2 separate regions of the Homo sapiens genome follow, and region 1 is linked to region 2. Evidence: chromatin contacts called from ENCODE Hi-C or POLR2A ChIA-PET data. All regions are on one chromosome and are shown on one strand. The core of a region is the stretch at or near the end of the contact, and the rest is flanking DNA. Distances in the headings are between cores, read along the strand shown.

What was found. Hi-C counts contacts between places; a loop is a spot of excess contacts on that map. ChIA-PET counts read pairs that join two places held with the same protein, here RNA polymerase II (POLR2A). Pooled maps may share reads with other maps.
Region 1: a pooled map shows a loop between it and region 2 (2.5-fold over the local background). The contact joins two enhancer-like sites. A Hi-C loop is called at or near these places in 4 of 50 pooled maps. POLR2A ChIA-PET finds 5 or more read pairs at or near these places in 2 of 52 experiments (AG04449 and H1).

What each region holds. Positions count from the first base shown.
Region 1 is chr20:36,845,251-36,849,334 of GRCh38, forward strand. All of the region lies in intron 1 of MTCL2 (microtubule crosslinking factor 2), which reads right to left. Among named protein-coding and RNA genes, the nearest start is that of MTCL2, 16 kb to the right of the region's middle. RefSeq lists enhancers at 681-830, 1,001-1,050. Within about 2 kb of position 1,986, at least 22 of the 41 ENCODE cell types and tissues checked have a DNase peak (open chromatin) inside an H3K27ac peak, as active enhancers do.
Region 2 is chr20:36,548,936-36,553,135 of GRCh38, forward strand. It overlaps MYL9 (myosin light chain 9), which reads left to right. Exons shown (of 4, transcript NM_006097.5): 4 at 142-2,512. The coding sequence ends at 314. All of the region lies in intron 2 of DLGAP4-AS1 (DLGAP4 antisense RNA 1), which reads right to left. Among named protein-coding and RNA genes, the nearest start is that of MYL9, 9.5 kb to the left of the region's middle. Within about 2 kb of position 1,953, at least 6 of the 41 ENCODE cell types and tissues checked have a DNase peak (open chromatin) inside an H3K27ac peak, as active enhancers do.

The DNA of each region.
Region 1 (4,084 bases), core at 736-3,235, 300 kb after region 2:
CCCCCTAAAAGGGCAAGAGTCAGGTCTCTGAGCACAAGTCCCCATGCCAGGGCCTGACACAGAGCAGGATCTCAGCAAGCATCCTTTGAATAAGTGAATGAATGAATGATAGTTCTCACATGAGCAGCTGTCTCCCCAAGGCCTGCCCTTCACCACAGTCAATTTGTGACAGCCCAAGATGTTGCATTCACGCCAGTTCCATCTCTCCAGGGGGGCCTAGGCCTCTCAGGGGGCTAGTCCCAGCTGCAGGCAGAATGCCCGTTAGCCCCTGCTGGCACGGCCCCACGTGAGAGGGTGAGCTGACAAAGGCAGGCTTGTGGCCCCAGGCTGGGTCTGCAGGGACGTGGGCGGGAGAGGCTGGCGAATGCAGGACTTAGGCAGGGGCGCTGGGCTTTCCGGGCCCGAGGTGGGGCTAGGAGAGGTGCTGCTGGGGCTTGGGGAGGGGACCCAGAGGGCAGGCCTTTGTTCTGTTCCAGAGGTTCACAGTCCTCAGGGAGCCTAAGAATGTTCTGGGGCTCTGTGGTCATGCAGTCTGGGCCTCCATCCCAGGAGAGCTCTCCAGTGACAGATCCAACTGAAGGAGCTGGGGGTGGGGGGCCCTGGGAGGTGGGGGTGAGGAGCACAGGCTTCCCAGCTCCTTCACAGACAGCTCAGTGGTTCTGAAGAGCCTCTCCCAGCTCCCAGACCCCCTAACTGTGTGGAAGTGGGGAGGGAGAGGCCCAGCTCCACTGGACTCAGTAGGCCTCGTGGCTATGGAACAAAGTTGTAGACATGGTGAAACCTTGTCTCTACTAAAAATATAAAAATTAGCCAGCTGTGGTGGCTCACGACTGTAATCCCAGCTGTTTGGGAGGCTGAGGCAAGAGAATTGCTTGAATTTGGGAGGCAGAGGTTGTAGTGAGCCAAGATCGCACCACTGCACTCCGGCCTGGGCAACAGAGCGAGACTGTGTCTCAAAAAAAAAAAAAAAATCCCCTCAACACCACTGGGGAAACCCCAAGCCTCATCCTCTGCCAGACAACAAAAGGGCACAGTGCCTGGTAGTGCCCACCTCAGAGCCTTGGGGCCCCTGACCCTCAGCCCCACCACGGCCTGGCCACCTCCTTCAAGTTGACCTCTTCACCTTAAAGGCTACTCTTGAAGCTAACCCAGATTTTTTAGCTGGACTAGAAACGGGGAATAGGAGCATGGGGGAGGATGGGGGACCAGGGCACCCACACTGCTGCCAGGATAGGCAGTGCTTCCCTTTCTAGAGAATGCTTTTTTGCTCTGATTACAGTTAATAGCTGTTTTTGGAGAAAATCTGAAGAAGGTAGACGGCTTTCTATCTCTTCCACCGGTTCTCACCAGCTTCTGCAGTAGGTCCAAGTCCCCTTACCGGGTCCTGAGCCAGCCCCTGGTCTCCTCCCTACTCCCGCCTTACCCCAGCCCTCCAGCGTCCAAATAGGCTGTGACTTTAGAAATGGCTACCATTGGCCAGGCACGGCGGCTCACGCCTGTAATCCCAGCACTTTGGGAGGCCGAGGCGGATGGATTACCTGAGGTCAGGAGTTTGAGACTTGCCTGACCAACATGGTGAAACCCCATCTCTACAAAAAAATACAAAAAAATTAGCCAGGCTTGGTGGCGTGTGCCTGTAATCCCAGCTACTCGGGAGGCTGAGGCAGGAGAATCGCTTGAAACCCAGAGGCAGAGGTTGCAGTGAGCTGAGATTGCAACAATGCACTCCAGCCTGGGCGACAGAGACAGACTGTTTCAACAAACAAAACACGGCTACCACCTATTAGGAGGCTCACTAATTACCAGGCCCCCGCACAGGCAGTACGTGCATTATCAGTTGACAGTTTAATCCTCTTACCGACCCTGTGAGGTAGGTGCTGAAAACGTTCCTGTTTTGCAGATGAGGAGACGAGGCTCAGAAGCTTCGCAGAGCTGCTTGAGCAAGGGACCTGCGGGGCTGGATTCCAAACAAGCCACGTGGCCCTGGGTCAGTGCGTCATAACTGTGCTCTTCCAATTTGTTCAGCTATTCCCTCTGCTAGAACGGCCTTTGCCAGGCTGACTCCTGACTATCTCATCCTTCCAGAACATTTCCTTCCCAGACTCTGATTCAAACCCCACACTCTGAAATCTATGGTCCGTTGTGCTGGTAATTTTAGGTTGTATTTGTCTGTTTTCATGTCAATCTTCCCCAAGAGCTAGGGAGAAGGGCAGGGGCTGGTTTGTGTCTAGTCCTCAGCATCACCCAGGGCAGACCGTGGCACAGAGCAGGTACCTGTCACTGTCTATGGGTAGATGTAGGAATTAAAGAATGAGTATGGGGCCAGGCGCGGTGGCTCACGCCTGTAATCGCAACACTTTGCAGAGGCCAAAGAGGGAAGATCCCTTGAGCTCAGGAGTTTGAGACCAGCCTGGACAACATAGCGAGACCCCATCTCTACAAAAAAATTAAAAATTAGCCAGGCATGGTGCTGTACACCTGTAGCCTCAGATACTCAGGAGGCTGCAACAGGAGGATCACTTGAGCTTGGGAGGTTGAGGCTGCAATAAGCAAGGATTGCACCACTACACTCCAGCCTGAGTGACACAGAGACAGTCTGACTCAAAAAAAAAAAAAAAAAAAAGAGTATAGCTTCTGTCCTGCCCAGTCCACAACTCCCAGCCAGCTGCAAAGAGTTAGGAAGACAGGAGTTCAAGACCAGCCTTGGCAACACAGTGAGTCTCCGTCTCTACAAAAAAATAAAAAATTTTAAAAACTTAGCTGGGCATGTGCCTGTAGTCCCCAGCTACTCAGGAGGCTGAGGCAGGAGGTTCACTTGAGCCCAGGAGTTCCAGGCTGCTGTGAGCCATGAGTGCACCACTGCACTCCAGGCTAGGTGACAGAGTGAGACCCCTGTCTCTAAATAAAAATGAGAGAGGGAGAGCCTGGGCAGATCAGAACTGGTCGCAGATCCCTATGCCACCCAAGGAGGGTAGGCAGGGTCTGTCTACGTAGGGAACCTCCTGCTCACCCACCCACTCCCTGCCCACAAGGTGCATCTCTGTCCACCCCCTGCCAAACCATGAGCTCAGCCTGCAGGAAGCAGCCTCTCAAAGGCAAACCTGCTCCCCTCGATGGACTGATTCCCAAGAATCCTGGGAGAATTGTCCAGGAAGAGCCTCTTGGTCCCGGCTGGGCCGGACAGCCAAACATGAGCTCACACTACTGCTAATAATAGCAAGATCTTGCACAGCAGCAGAGGGCTTCACAGTTTACAAAGACATTCCATCTGAATCATCTCACAGATCCTCACTGAACCCCCCACTCCCAGTAAGGAAAGACAGGAACCATCATCCATGTTCTACAGATGAAGAACTTCAGAGAAGCACAGGGAAGGTGGGTGGTGCCCAAGCACACGCAAACAGGCAGGGGGAGGGGGTGAGACCTCCAAGCAGGACTCAAAGTCCAACCACCAACTTCAAGATCTTTCCTTGGAACCAGAACTCAGGGAGTCCATGAACTTGGAAAATCACATCTTCCTTTTCACTGACCTCTAAGTAAAATGTAGCATTTCCTTCTATTCTGGGCCTATGAACAAATCATCATTATATGAGTAATATCTGTGACTTTGCCACCAAAAAAAAATCACAGGTATTTTCATATCATATAACAGTTGCTGCAAAAATGTCAAAATATTATTTACACTCATCAGTAGTTTGAAATTATGCTAGTTAGATCTGTCACCAGAATTTATGAGTTAATAAGCACACATATTACTATGTTGTAATTTAAAAATACTTTAATAACTGTGTTTCAATATAGTTGGTTTCCTTTTTTTTTTTTTTTTTTGTGACGGAGTTTCACTCTTGTTACCCAGGCTGGAGTGCAATGGTGCAATCTCAGCTCACTGCAACCTCTGCCTCTGGGGTTCAAACGATTCTCCCACCTCAGCCTCCCGAGTAGCTGGGATTACAGGCATGCAGCACCACGCTTGGCTAATTTTTGTATTTTTAGTAGAGACGGGGTTTCGCCTCGTTAGACAGTCTGGTCTTGAACTCCTGACAGGTAATCCACCCGCCTCGGCCTCCCAAAGTGCTGGGATTAC
Region 2 (4,200 bases), core at 703-3,202:
TCCTCAGACTGACCAGAGACTAAGATTGTATCTTCCCAGCCCCTCTAGGTCTGCAAGAGCTGCCAGGGGGCTGAGGGATGGGGCTGCTGTGTATGTCTCAGCCCAAGTTCCTGCTCTCACCCACCCTGCCCCTGCCCGCAGGTTTCATCCATGAGGACCACCTCCGGGAGCTGCTCACCACCATGGGTGACCGCTTCACAGATGAGGAAGTGGACGAGATGTACCGGGAGGCACCCATTGATAAGAAAGGCAACTTCAACTACGTGGAGTTCACCCGCATCCTCAAACATGGCGCCAAGGATAAAGACGACTAGGCCACCCCAGCCCCCTGACACCCCAGCCCCCGCCAGTCACCCCTCCCCGCACACACCCGTCCATACCAGCTCCCTGCCCATGACCCTCGCTCAGGGATCCCCCTTTGAGGGGTTAGGGTCCCAGTTCCCAGTGGAAGAAACAGGCCAGGAGAAGTGCGTGCCGAGCTGAGGCAGATGTTCCCACAGTGACCCCAGAGCCCTGGGCTATAGTCTCTGACCCCTCCAAGGAAAGACCACCTTCTGGGGACATGGGCTGGAGGGCAGGACCTAGAGGCACCAAGGGAAGGCCCCATTCCGGGGCTGTTCCCCGAGGAGGAAGGGAAGGGGCTCTGTGTGCCCCCCAGGAGGAAGAGGCCCTGAGTCCTGGGATCAGACACCCCTTCACGTGTATCCCCACACAAATGCAAGCTCACCAAGGTCCCCTCTCAGTCCCCTTCCCTACACCCTGACCGGCCACTGCCGCACACCCACCCAGAGCACGCCACCCGCCATGGGAGTGTGCTCAGGAGTCGCGGGCAGCGTGGACATCTGTCCCAGAGGGGGCAGAATCTCCAATAGAGGACTGAGCACTGCTTCTGGTCTGTGTGTCTGTGGCTGGGGTGAAGTAAGGGGACCCCGGGCCTGAAACCCTCTCCCACCTTCTCCTGCCATCTCCAGTTACTGCCCTGCTCCTCCCACCCTGGCCCAGGGAAGGACTGGGTGTCCTCCGGCCATATGGTCCCTGAAGCCTCTAGGGACCAGAGTCCCTAGTAAGTGGGCTCTGTGCTCAGCTGAGACCAGCAGGGGACAGGGGACGGAGGGAATGGGCCTCATGGCCTTCTCAGGGCTTGTGGGAAAGGGAGGACCATGGGAATCACCACAGCCAATCCCGTGGAGGGTTCCAGGCCTCTTGGGGGGCAGAGGTCAGGCCACACAGCCCTCAGGACTAAAGCTCCGGGTTCCAGAAGAACAGGGAGGCTCCAACAGTGATGAGGCAGGCGTCCCAGCAGCTCAGGGTTGGAGGTGGGAATGAGGGGTTTCCCAGCCCCAGGCAGGTGGAGGGCGAGTTCAGCCCCAGGACCAACAGCATGGGGGCCACAGCTTTCCATGTCCCTGTGTACGCAGGGCAGGCAGGGCCGGGACCCCTGCTACTGGTGGATGATGGGGACACTGATGGCAGTGCCTGGGGCCTAAGAGGGGCAGAAAGAGCGCTGAATGACTGAGCAGAGAGTCCAGAGGGGCATGGACTGCCTGGGTCACCCAATAGGCCTAGGGAAGAGTGAGGGCCGGACCCACCCCACCTGACCCCAGCGAGTGGACCCAGCTTGGTCCTGAGGCCTTCTCCAGAGGTCACCCAGCGCAGGCAGCCGCAGCACTCAGCAAAGGTCCCAGATCAGGGCCAAGGGGGAGCTGAGCACCAGGGGACCCTGTGCCTGACCAGGAGGCCCTAACCTCCTGCAGGCCTCAACGCCAGGCCCTGCTCAGAGCTCGGCTGAAACTCCTCATCCTGGCTCCAAACAGAGGCCCAAAAGTCCCTGGTATCAACTCCAGAAGGGGCGAGACCCGAACAAGTTCCAAACCAGGCCCAAATAGTATCCCAAACTCAGTCCCAAACACATTCTCACCCCCGGCAGCAGGCTGCAGGCCTCCAGCTACACACACGGCCCTGGGCAACTCTCAGTCTGGCCACCCATTCGATGCTGCCAGCCCCAAGGGTGTGGGAGGGGGGTCTCAGAGTGTCCCAGGGTACTGGCCACACATGCCCGACACCAGGGTCATAAGGTCCTCTCAGCAGAGCCACTGCAGCACCAAAGGCATTTCTGGAAGGAGGCAAGGACGCGTCATCTAGATGTCAAGCCCCAGCGTGCGATTCTGTCACAGTTCACCCCACCTTCACCCCGAGACGGAAGACGGAAGAGCTTCGCACACAGGCGGGAAGAGGTCAGGACCAGTCCAGCCTCACTGGCTTCAGAACTGGCCTGGGGGCTACCTTGACCCACAGGAAGGGAAGAGGAACGTGCTCTGGGCAGGGCAAGGCAGGACCTGCAGCACCCACAGACCAGCAGTAAAGGACCCCCGGAACTTTCCAAGTCTAGCACAAAACCCAGAAGCCACAAAGGAAAATACTGGCAGATTTAAATGCATGAAGTCAACATTCTTTTTGTAGAGCTAAAGAAACCATAAGCAAAATTAAAAGCCAAATGCATTCTGGGAGGAAATACCTGCAGCATATTTAACAAAACAAGAGTTAACACTAATCTATATAAAGCTTCAGTAATTGAATCAGAAAAAGACAACGCCGTAGGAAAAAAATGGTAACATGAAAAGGAATCTCAGAAGAAATGCATATACTTATTTTTTTCTTTTTTTTTTGAGACAGAGTCTCGCTCTTTCTCCCAGGCTGGAGTGCAGTGGCGTGATCTCGGCTCACTGCAACCTCCGCCTCCCGGGTTCAAGTGATTCTCCTGCCTCAACCTCCCAAGTAGCTGGGACTACAGGTGTGCGCCACCACGCCCAGCTAATTTTTGTATATTTAGTAGAGACAGGGTTTCACCATGTTCGCCAGATGGTCTCCATCTCTTGACCTTGTGATCCACCCACCTTAGCCTCCCAAAGTGCTGGGATTACAGGGGTGGGCCACCACGCCCGGCCAAAATACATACACTTAATAAGAACATTTTAAATACTCACCAAATACATTTTTAAGTGCTCAACATCATTGTAAAACTGTAAAATTTTCTATTTTTTCCTAGTATTTGTCTAGCTTTTTCAGACTGGGTCTTTCTGTTGCTCAGGCTGGAGTGCAGTGGTGTGATCATAGGTCCCTGCAGCCTAGAACTCCTGGGCTCAAGCAATTCTCCCACCTCAGCCTCCTGAGCAGCTGCTACTACAGACCTGTGCCACCACGCCTGACTAATTTTTTATTTTTTGTAGAGAGAGGATCTTGCTATGTTGCCCAGGCTGGTGTCAAACTCCTGGGCTCAAGCAATCCTCCCACCTTGGCCTCTCAAAGTGGTGAGATTACAAGTGTGAACCACCACACCTGGCCTTAATTTTTTAATTTTTGTGGTTTTTCTCTTTTGAGACAGAGTTTCACTCTTGTTGCCCATGCTGGAGTGCAATGGCACGATCTCAGCTCACGGCAACCTCCCAGGTTCAAGCGATTCTCCTGCCTCAGCCTCCCGAGTAGCTGGGATCACAGGCAGCCGCCACCACGCCTGGATAACTTTTTGTATTTTTAGTAGAGAGGGGGTTTCACTATGTTGGCCAGGCTGGTCTCGAACTCCTGACATCAGGTGATCCACCTGCCTTGGCCTCCCAAAGTGCTAGGATTACAGGCATGTGCCACTGCACCTAGCCAATTTTTAAATTTTTGGTAGAGATGGGGTCTCGCTTTGTTGCCTGGGCTGGCCTCAAACTCTTGGCCTCAAGTGATCCTTCTGCCTCAGCCTCCCAAGTAGCTAAGACTACAAACACATACCACCACACCTGACAGAGTCCTTTTTTTAAATTCCTCCAAAGGCTAGCACTTTTAAAACATTAGAAATTCCATTTATTTTCTGAAAATTTTTGTGTTTCCTTATCTTTCTGGCAGCCTCATTAGACCTTATAATAGAATCAAAATGAATCTTAAACTTTTTTTTTTGAGACTCAGTTTCACTCTGTCACCCAGAATGGAGTACAGTGGTGTGATCTCAGTTCACTGCAACCTCCGCCTCCCAAGTTCAAGTGATTCTCCTGCCTCAGCTCCCCAAGTAGCTGGGATTACAGGCACGCACCACCATGTTCAGCTAATTTTGTATTTTTAGTAGAGCTGGGGTTTCACCATGTTGGTCAGGCTGGCCTTGAACTCCTGACCTCAGGTGATCTACCCACCTCTGCCTCCCAAAGTGCTTGGGATTACAGG